2 separate regions of the Homo sapiens genome follow, and region 1 is linked to region 2. Evidence: read pairs that join two places in POLR2A ChIA-PET (ENCODE). Cell type or tissue: MCF 10A. All regions are shown on one strand. Links, peaks and the distances in the headings refer to the core of each region. The heading gives the core; the rest is flanking DNA. Region 1 overlaps C1GALT1 (core 1 synthase, glycoprotein-N-acetylgalactosamine 3-beta-galactosyltransferase 1). Region 2 overlaps LOC107986764 (a long non-coding RNA gene).

Region 1 (5,390 bases), core at 89-5,088, 140 kb before region 2:
AGTTAAGTGTGAAGACCCTGGCACGTTTGAGGAATGACAAGCAGTTAGTATTAGGTTCAATCTATGAAATTGCTGCTGTTTGTTCATTTTTGACCTACAAAAACACCAAATACTGGGGAGAAGAGATCAGAAAGAAAGGGGTGGAGTAGGATGCAGATTGTGGGTAGATCCTTGTAAGGTTTTGGCTCTCTAAGATTAGGAAGACGGGAGGGTTTTGAGCAAATGAGTGATGTGATCTGATTTCAGTTTTAAAAGGATCATTGTGGCTATTGGTAAAAATGGGCCAAAGAAGCAAAGGCTAAAGGAAGGGGAAAGTTGGTTAGAATGTTGTTGGAGTAGTTAAAAGACAGAGAGGTTGCTCAGACCAGGGTGATAGCAGTGGAGAAGTCAGAAGAGGTACAAGACTAAAAACGCACAGTAAATGGTTTGAAAAGTAAGTTTTTTTCATCCCACTCCAGTTACCCAGTTGTCCTCCTCAAAGGCAATTAGTGTTAAAAGTAGTCTTATCTCTATTCTTCCTGAGATTTTTTTTTTTTTGAGACGGAGTCTCACTCTGTCGCCCAGGCTGGAGTGCAGTGGCGCGATCTCAGCTCACTGCAAGCTCTGCCTCCTGGGTTCACGCCATTCTCCTGCCTCAGCCTCCCCAGTAGCTGGGACTACAGGCACCTGCCACCATGCCCAGCTAATTTCTTTTTTTTTTTGTATTTTTAGTAGAGACAGGGGAGATCTTTTATGTAAATGTGAGAAACAGTTTTAACAAATTAGTGGAGAGGTTGTTACCTGGAAACATTTAGCAATGTCTACAGACATTTTTGTTTGTCACAACTAGGGGGAATACTACTGGCATCTAGTGAGTAAAGGCCAGGGATGCTGGCTAAATATCCTACAGAGGACCGGACGGCTTCCACAACAGAGAGTTATCCAGCTCTTAATGTCAGTAGCGCCAAGGTTAAGAAACCTTAGTTTAATGGGATTTACAGAGGTTGGTGGGAAGCAAGTGTTGTAGTCAGAGAAGACAGTAGGAAGAGGAGCTGACCATATTGGGAACCTTTCAGTAACTGTAGACAGTTCAGGATTGCTGAAGCAGACATAAATTATAAGGCACAGAATAGCAAAAGACGAGGCTGGAAACCTGGACAGGCTCTAGGTCATAGCCTTTATTTATATATCATGTTAATAAAAAATGTTTAGTTTTTGTCTTGTAGGCAGTGGAGTTCCGTGAAAGGATTCATGGGGTGACATGGTCAGCTTTTCATTTTAGAGAGCTCATTCTGGTGACGGGGTATGAGTTAAAGAGGGATAGCACTTGAGTCAGAGAGGTTAGATATTGTAATAGCCTGTGGGGAGAGAGGAGAGTCTGAAATAGGATAAATACTAGAAATGGAGAGGAGACAATGGATTAGAATAATATTTAGGAAGTAATGTTGGCAAGACTTGGTAATTGGATTTGGGGTGAAGATAAGGGAAGCATTAAGAATATCTGTGTACTTTGTAGTTTAGATAATCCTGTGGCTCTGAGTGAAATAGGAACCCATTGGTGAATAATTTAGGTAATTACCAGTAATTAAGGTAAAATGAGCAGAGGAAAGTAATGAGTCACTTTGGAGGTGTTGAATTAGAGATGCCTATGGTCCAGGTGGAAGTATTTAGCAGGCATTTGTGTATGTGAATCTGAAACTTGGAGAAGTCTGAAAGGATCAAGAGATCATTTTGTTTGACAAGTGTGGAGAAATTAGTGGACTTTAATTTTTATCATATTATTTCACTCTGTAGATAAAAATTGCCTCCCTTTATTTAATTTTTATCAGAAAAGTAATGTGTGTACCCGATGCAAAATTAAAACATCAAAAGGTTATAAAATAAAAAAAAATTTGTCCTTCCTTGCTCATGCCACCCAGTGCTAGTTCCCAGAGATAGCTCTTGTTAAATATCATATGTATATATATCTTAACAGATTTTAAAATATATACAGAAACATTTAAAAAGCCAAGTGAAATCATACTAGAAAATATTTCGGTACATTGTCTTAAAAAATAAACCTTTTATCTTATACAGTTGTTAAAATGAATGACATTGTGTTATGGATAAAATAAGTGAAGGGGTAAATTAAAGTGCAGACTAACCGATAAGCATGATCTCTGATGTAAATTAAAAGCTGAACATACATATGTGATGATATAGGCATTACCCAACGATACGAAAGCAGTTACTTTTGGGGAGAGATAGTGGTAGAGATGGTAAAGAAAATTTACTCTTTTCTGTCTATGATTTTCTTTCATTTGTTTAGGTTTGTTCCTTTTGTTTTCTTTACATTTTCTGATGTTTAAAAAAATACCCAGTATACCTTATTAACAATAAAAAGTAACCTTTGTCAAAAGCACAAAGATTTTCCCTATCAGCACATGTAGATCATTGTTTTTAACAGCTACTACTATTCTATGCTATGGCTCTATCTTTTTTTTAAAAAACTGGTTCCTCATCAACAGACAGACGTCTTATGGTTATGGCTGTCGAGCATCTTGGCTGACTTCTATGATTATATCTGTAAAATAAGTTTCTGATCATGAAGTGATATATCAAGGCATAATTAGTTAAAAATTTAAAAAGATGTTGTGAAATGCCCTTCCAAAAGACAGTAAAAGTATGTATTATGAGAAAGAATACAGGACTACCAGTTTTCTTGTATCTGTGTCAATAACAGCTGTTAATAAACTTTAAAAGTTTTGCCAATATGTTAGGTTAAAAATAATATCTCTTCATTTGATTTACCTTTGTGAGTGAAATTTGAACATCGTTGACCATTTTTTACTGTGAATCTTTTATTTTCTTTATCTGTTTTTGTATTTGGTTAACTATCTTTTTTATTATTTATGATACTTTTTGGTTCTTTTTGCTGTACATTAAAAAAATATATTTCATAAAGAAATATGCCCTTTAACCAGCGACTTCATTGCCAGAAGTTTATCCAATGAATAAACTCATAGTGTTTTAATAGTCACAGCTTCTGAGTGTGGGAGAGATCTCAATTCGTAATATCAAAATGCAAAAATATATTTTCTTCCAGTTTTGTTTTAATTCCATTTTCTAAAATACTGAAATCTTAGAAACATTTGAAATTGTTACTAGAAAGTAAGGATCCAGCTGGTTTTGTTTTTTTTTCCCCAAAAGATTAATTAATTCAATACCATTTCTTCAATAAGCCACCTTTTTCTTGATTTGAAATGCTGTTTATTATGTATTAAATTTCCACATGAATTTTTGTTTTCCATAGAGTCTTTATTTCAACCTGATGAAGTCCCTTTATAAGATTCATCTGGTAGAGACCACCAGGGACACATCTGTAGGCTGACAAAGGTTAATTAGCTTGCTGCAGTGAAGGAGACTTGCACAGCAGAGGAAATGTCAGCATTTCTAAAGAAGGAACCAGGGTTATTATAGGATTTTGGAGAATGGTGGAGTTTGGATAAAGTTTAAACGCAACAATATTTGATAAGCTTAAAGCACGGCAAGACTGTGTGTCAAGGGTTAATAAACATCAGGCCTGGGCTGAGAAGCTGACTCAGGATTCTGATTCCCTGGAGACTACAAAATCGCGATACATGTGGAATGTTGTGTCTGGAAACCCCTTATCTGAAGCTCTGAGTTGCAAAGTGAGGTTGCTTCTGTTTCATAATGATCTACCATCAGTGCGAGAGTGGGATGTTCCATTCTCACTTTATAAAATTTCAAATAACATAGTTTCTGACAGTCTGATGTAGAGAACAGTTTCTCAGCACATTGTCTTTAGTATTAACAAATGCATTTTTTTAAACAGACTGAGAGTTTGTTCAGCATAAATACCAAATTGTTTTCATTACCTTTTTTAAGGTAATATATTTTTATATGTAGTAAACTTTGTCTCTTCCCCTTCCCCAGTTCCCCTTTCAAGAGTTTTCCAGTGATACTCACCTATTTTTCCAGATAACATTTAGAATAATTTTTGCCACATTAATTTTTTAAAATCTTTTTTATAACTTAAAATTGATCAGATCAGATTAGTACACCCCTTCCCACAATGCCCCTTTCCAGAATTTCCCAGTTACACCCACATGTTTATTGGTCCAAAGTTTTAGAATACTTTTTGCCAAGTTATATAATTTTTTAAAATCTTCCTGTGTTTTAGCTGGGATTACTTTACATACAGGTTAATTCGGAGGAAATCAACATCATTATCATTGATACCTTTTTTTTTCCAAACTTTTTAAAATTTTGGTAAAATACATACAAAGTTTACCATCATAATCATTTTTAAGTTTATAGATCAGTGGTATTAACTACATTTATATTGTTGTGCAACCATCACCGCTGTTTATCTCCAGAACTCTTTATTTTGTAAAACTGAAGCTCTATATCCGTTTAAACGATAGCTCTCCATTCTCACCTTTCCACAGGCCCTGGAAACCAAAAGCCTACTCTGTCTCTGATTTTTCACTACTTTAAAGTACTTCATGTAGGTGGAATTGTGCATTATTTGTCCTTTTGTGATTGGCTTATTTCATTTAGCAAAATGTCCTCAAGATTCATTCATTTTGTAGCATATATCAGAATTTCCTTACTTTTCAAGGCTGAATACTATTCCATTGTATGTAAATACATTTTGCTTGTTCATTCATCCTCAGTGAACACGTGGTTTGCTTCACATTTTAGCTCTTGTGAATACTGCTGCAATGACCATGAGTGTACAAATACTTTCTTGAAACCCTGCTCTCATTGGGTATATATCCAGAAGTGGAATTGCTGGATCATATGGTAATTCTATTTTTAATTTTTTGAGGAATTTTCATACTGTTTTCCATAGCAGAAATAACATTTTACTTTCATACCAATAGTATACAAGGGTTCCAGTTTCTCCACATTCTCTTCAACACTTAACAATTTTCTGAATTTTGATGGTAACCATTGTTATGGGTATAAGGTAGCATCTCATTGTAGTCTTGATTTGTTTTGCTAATGATTAGAGATGTTGAGTATCTTTTCATCTGTTTATTGGCCATTTGTGTATCTTAGGAGAAATGTGTATTTGAGTCTTTTGCACATTGTTGAATCAGGTTGATTTTTTTTGTTTGAGTTTTAGGAATTTTCTATATATTTTGGATACTAATCTCTTATCAGATAATACGATTTGCCTGTATTTTCACCCATTCTGTGGCTTGCCTTTTACTGTTGATAGGGTCTTCTGGTGCACAAATTTAAAAATTTTTCATCAAATCTAATTTGCCAATATTTTCTTTCAGTGACTCTGCCTTTGTTGTCACATCCAAGAAATCATTGCCAAATATAATGTCATGAAGCTCTTTTGTTCAATGTTCTAAGAATTTTATAGTTTTAGGTCTTATATTTAGGTCTTTGAT
Region 2 (5,390 bases), core at 170-5,169:
CTATCTGATGCATATTTCTGAAATATTTCCTATATGAAAAGAAGTTGAGTTTCTGTTTCGGTAATTTGGCTGGCTGGAGTCAACCAAACCCATAGGTTTGACTCATAGCTGATCTACCTTTCTGGATACCTGTATCCCAGGAATGAACTGGAACCAAAAAGGCTGGAAGTTATTGTTTCTTCACTATTAGACTCTGAGGATTTAACAAACCACAGAATGGTCAGCACCCTGAGGCTGAACCAGAACTGACCAGCCCTTGGGAGTGGGCTCTTTGTGAAGGATCCTACCTGGTCAGTTACCCCATTCCCAGCCACCCTGACCAATAACTTTGGCAGTTAAAACAATAGCAACCTATTTATTGAAATTAGAACTGTTTTGGGGTAGTTACTTTCCTTTATAATTAGCTGTGTGACTAGTTAGATTAACTCACTAAAGTGACTAGCTGAAAATCACTATGAGCAAATCATTTTAACTTCAGGAACTAAGTTCTGATATTTGTAAAATAAAAGCCTTGGACTCAGTAACAATTAATAAACTATAAACTTCTATTAAGATTTATGGTAAGAAACATAAACTTTAAACAATTTAGGATATTAACCATTAGGGGAAAAGTCTAGGTCTTATTCATCTAAAACTCCCTATTTCTTAAATGTTTCTACTAAGTCAATCTTGGAGTTATAAAGATGCCTAACTGATAGAGCAACTTTTTTGGATTTCCTTAATAATAGGGAATACACATACTTCATGAAAATCCCCAATATTGTTTACATTAGAATAAAATTTAAGTATTGGACAGAAGAGTTTAGATTACAAGAAGAATTCATTTAAATAGCACCTGACGTTCCCTAACAACAGTGATTTTATGAAACATTGTAATTGATTTGCCACCTATGTGTGGATCTATCCTAAACTGACTCCTTTAGTTTGCAGGTTCGTTGGGGATTCAATGTCTTTTACTTCTTTTTCAGTCTCAACAACAGCTAATTCAGTACTCTAAATATAGTCAGCATTCAATACAAATTTAATTATTGACTGAATCTAGGCTGTCAGGGGAAAAAAAGATTTGCTACTTGTTTGGACATGTCTCTCTGATTCAATGCCACTTTTGCCTTACCAGCTAATCAGTCAGTAGACTAAGGGTGGTGCATTTTTGATCTTCCCCCTTAAAGAAGGTCAGTGGCTGAAAATGAGATCCAGAGTGATTACATTAGAAGGATTTTCATGTGTACTCCATCAGGGAGATTAAATGTCCAGGTGCCTCCCACGTTTCCTTTTAGGACTTGTTCTTAGTCTTCATACTTCAAGGGCTCAAGAGCAGCACTGACACGCAACATATTCATTGTCCATCCCCAATTACGTTCTCAAAAGGTAACTGTTACATATTGTATTAGAGTTCTCCAGCTAAACAGAACCAGTAGGATGGAGAGAAAGGGGGCTCGAGAGGAGGAGGGAGATGGGGGAGAGAGAGAAGGAAGGGAAGGGGGAAAGGGAAGCTGGTAAATCTAAAATTTGTAGGGCAGCCTGGCAGGCTGGAGACCCAGAGAAGAGTTGATGTTGCAGCTGAAGTGGGAAGGAAGATAGGAGGCAGAATTCCGTCTTCCTCAGGAGACTTCAGTTGTTTCTCTTAAGGCCTTCAATTGTTTGGATGAGGCCCACCCACACCACAAAAGGTAATTGGCTTTACTCAAAGTCTGCTGATTGAAATATCCTTAGATCTAAAAAACATCTTTATAGCAACATCTAGACCAACGTTTGACCAAACATCTGGGCACTGAAATCTGGGCAAGTTGACACAAGGAATTAACCATCACACATATCAAAATGGGACATTTTCATCATTCCAGTTATCTTTTGAAAGTTCTCTGATTTCTTTCACTATTTAAAATATTCTCCAAATAACAAACAGTTCGCCAATGCTGATAATTCTTTTTTTTTTTTCCTTTTTCTGTTTTTTTCTCTCTTTCATAAGACAGGGTCTCACTTGGTCACCCAGGCTAGAGTGCAGTGATGTGATCATAGCTCACTGCTGCCTTAAACTCCCGAGTGCAAAGGATCCTCCCACCTCAGCCTCCCAAGTAGTTGGGACTGTAGGAGTGTGCCCTCATGCCCAGCTAACTTAAAAGAATTTTTTTTTTTATAAAGACAAGGTCTCACCATCTTGCCCCGGCTCGTCTCAAACTCCAGAGGTCAAGTAATCCTCCCAAAGTGCTAGGATTATAGGCGTGAGCCACTGCACCTGGCCATGATTTTCTAATTACAGAAAGAAAAAAACTTTCTATGGTCTTTCACTGCCTCCTTCCACCAACTCCTACTTCAGATTTTGTTCATTTTCTCCATAAGTATTATACATTGGTGCTTAGGAGACAAAGAAGAGACATGGGTTCCAACCCTCAAAAAGCCTGTAGTGGGAGAAGAATGTGCAAATGATTGCAGTGGTGTGGGGTTTCTGCTCAGGTGTTTGATAGAACAGTAGAGGAAGTAAAATTTAATAAGCTTATTAGCATATAGGTGGTGCTTGCATACACAAGCCCTGTTTGGGCTGCACATACCCTCATTGTACAATGGTTAGAAGTATGATTTCCCCAGGAGCTGAGTCTAAGGGCATGTGACCATAAAGGTTTATAAACAAACTCATCATCTCAACCCCGTCGCCCCCGTATACACTCAGCTGAATTAGTTTAGTCTCTCAGTAACATGTGTTGCCCAAGGAGATGAAATTTACCTCAATGGCAACTTCTCTTTATGTCTGCTTAAAACTTTACATTTCTCTTCTAGCATTTTGTTCATTAAACTCCAGATTTTAAAATAGACTCTATAGGTACATCTGTAGTTGATGGAGCTGAGTCTGAGGATGGAGTGGACAAGAGTGCTGACCTGTGTCACTGAGACCAAAGCAAAGCCTCTTTTCTCACAGCACCATGGGGATGTGATTATACAGCTCTGGCACTAGCTCCTCAGAGCCAGCAAGGTATTAAACAAGCCCAGACTTTTCACTAAGCCTTTGTCCCCCAGGCACTGCTGAGAAACCACTGCCAACAGGAATTGAATTCTAGGAACCAGCATGCCAAGAAACACACCTCCTGGAATTTTGAGCATTTGACGGAGGTCTGGCAAGCCCTCCTTCTTCTTATTGATATTAGTAGTAGGGAGGGGGCAGAGGGGCTTGTGGATAGAGACTGGAAATTTTCAAAGATGTCCAGTTCTAGACCACAGATAGCATCTTCTGTTTTTAGAACTGAGAGCCAATACCATCAATGGAATAAGGAAAGTTATTATTGGTTTTGCCCCTTCCAGATTTAAGAGGGTCCTGTCCTCTTCCAACCCAAAAGCCTCCTGCCACTTCTCTTTTTTTCTTTGCTCCCAGGTATGAGCCCCATTTATTGTCTCAGGCCAAGATACAAAGGTGGAGAAATCCTGCATTCTGCCCAAAGTGTGAAGGGCTCTGTGTTGTAGATGGTGCTGCTGTCAGTGGGCTGCTTCATGTTCTTGACCCACATGAAAGAATTTGAGAGTGAGTCCAAAGTAAAAGCAGGCAAAGACATTTATTGCAAAGCGAAAGGACACTCTGCAAGCCAGGTCAAACTGGGTTCCTTGAGAATAAGACAGTCCCCTCTGACATTAGGAAATCTCATTTATGGAAAGCTTATGTGATTATTCATAAGAGGGTGGGAATGAGCCTGGCTGTTGGCTTAAGCATGTTGCAGGTGGTCTCCTGGGCGTGCATGTGCAATGCTATCACATATATGGCATGTCTTCTTATTAGCATCTTAATTCTCTACCCAGGAGTGTGTTTTTTACTATTATAATGAGCACAGGTCATGGACACTAATCATGGTCAAGGACACTAATCATGGGTTTCTGTGCTTGTGCATAATTTGGGGATTTTCCCTTCTGCTCTTCGTCCTGTCTGCTGCAGGATGTCCTAACCAAAGCTGCAGATGCCGTTTCTGCACTCTCAAGCGGTTTGTTTTCTCCACCTGTTTGGCAAGTTTGTTTCCCTTCAAGTGACTCTATGACCATCTTATCTAACCTATCTCTGTGCCAGATATGTCTGTAATTCCTCTCTGAAATATTGGAGGAAGGAAACAGAACTAAGTTTCTCGATTATCCACTTCACATGCTTAAAATTCCAGTGCGCCATTAGATCCTAGAATGGTTCAGAGTGAGAGTTCCAGAGAAAATGGAATAATTAAGCAGCAAAGCCCAGGCATATACCATTTAATAAAGCTACAAAAAATCCTGAGATTCTGAAAGTAGAAGAAAAACATTTGGCATAAGACTTATTCTCCTGCTTTTTAAAATGATCCTCACATTTTCAATATATTCTGAAATTAAATGTTTCATTCCACTTAAATGACTTCTGCATATTAACCATCAGTCTGGGGCAAATTTTGTGTTTCTTTTCTTATGTTTTATCCTCCCAGCTCCTGAGAGCAATTACATTGGCTCAAGTATTTGAAAAATCACTCAAATTAAGGAATTGCAGTCCCTCCTATTCTTCAGTAGGCAAATAAGAAATATAGGATCAGATCCATCTCTCCCCATAGGCACATCTCATGGGAATCATAATCAGAAGGATGCTTCCGGAGTCTTTAATCTGAGCAAGGGGTCCTGGTGGGGTGATGGAAGTGTCCACTGGCGTCAGTCTGTGACAGCCTGATGTCTCTGTCCACAGCAGGGATGAATCTGGACACCAGATGGGGCTGTGACCTGGTATGCCCCATCCTCCTCTGCCAGAACAGGATGGGTGCCACCATGTGCAGTTTTAAAGTAAACTGAAAACCAGTTAGTTTTACAGATATTTGAGAATTGTGAATTATCTCTTGAATCAACATAATTTTGCAAAGCCATAGTTAATAGGATTGAGTTGCTGCACAAGTGCTTCTCAGTGGTCCGGAATCAACTTGTGTCCAAAATGCTGCTTGATGTTGATGCAGGAGGCAGCATTTCATTAGGCCAGAAGGAAATGCTGCAGGTGGTATCATGTATATGTAGATTTAAATCATAAGAATTAGAGAAAGATGAAGTAGGAAAAATTGATATGGGAAAAAACAGAATTAGAAGGAGGTGAGAGGCAGGGGAGGGAAGCAAATACGTCTTTTAAGAGGATCTGTTTTTGCTGGAGGTATAAATTGCCTCCCAAAACTATGCCTGTGACCACAGGTTCCTGACAACCGGTTAGGCAACACAAGCATCTGAGTGGAGAAACAAGCCATGCGTCCTAATCTGAGATTAACTGAACAGTAATCCCTTGGGCAAGTTGCTTACTTTCTGTGTATTTTTCATCCATAATCCCAAGATAACAAATATTTGCAACGTAGAATGAAAATAAAGATCAAACTTTGTGGCTCACCATGATGGTATCCAGCCAAAATTACTAGTTGTTATTT

What was found. ChIA-PET counts read pairs that join two places held together with the same protein. Peaks named below come from ENCODE experiments on the same cell type or tissue, not always from the same donor. Only the 100,000 strongest peaks of a DNase experiment are listed, where the experiment ranks them.
Region 1: POLR2A ChIA-PET joins it to region 2 with 6 read pairs; 5 of 35 experiments call an interaction of 5 or more read pairs at or near these places.

What each region holds. Positions count from the first base shown.
Region 1 is chr7:7,186,731-7,192,120 of GRCh38, forward strand. All of the region lies in intron 1 of C1GALT1 (core 1 synthase, glycoprotein-N-acetylgalactosamine 3-beta-galactosyltransferase 1), which reads left to right. Among named protein-coding and RNA genes, the nearest start is that of C1GALT1, 6.9 kb to the left of the region's middle. In MCF 10A, for the core only: no CTCF peak of the experiment used is centred there; no DNase peak of the experiment used is centred there.
Region 2 is chr7:7,326,527-7,331,916 of GRCh38, forward strand. All of the region lies in intron 1 of LOC107986764 (a long non-coding RNA gene), which reads left to right. Among named protein-coding and RNA genes, the nearest start is that of LINC03016, 74 kb to the left of the region's middle. In MCF 10A, for the core only: no CTCF peak of the experiment used is centred there; a DNase peak (open chromatin) is centred at 2,995.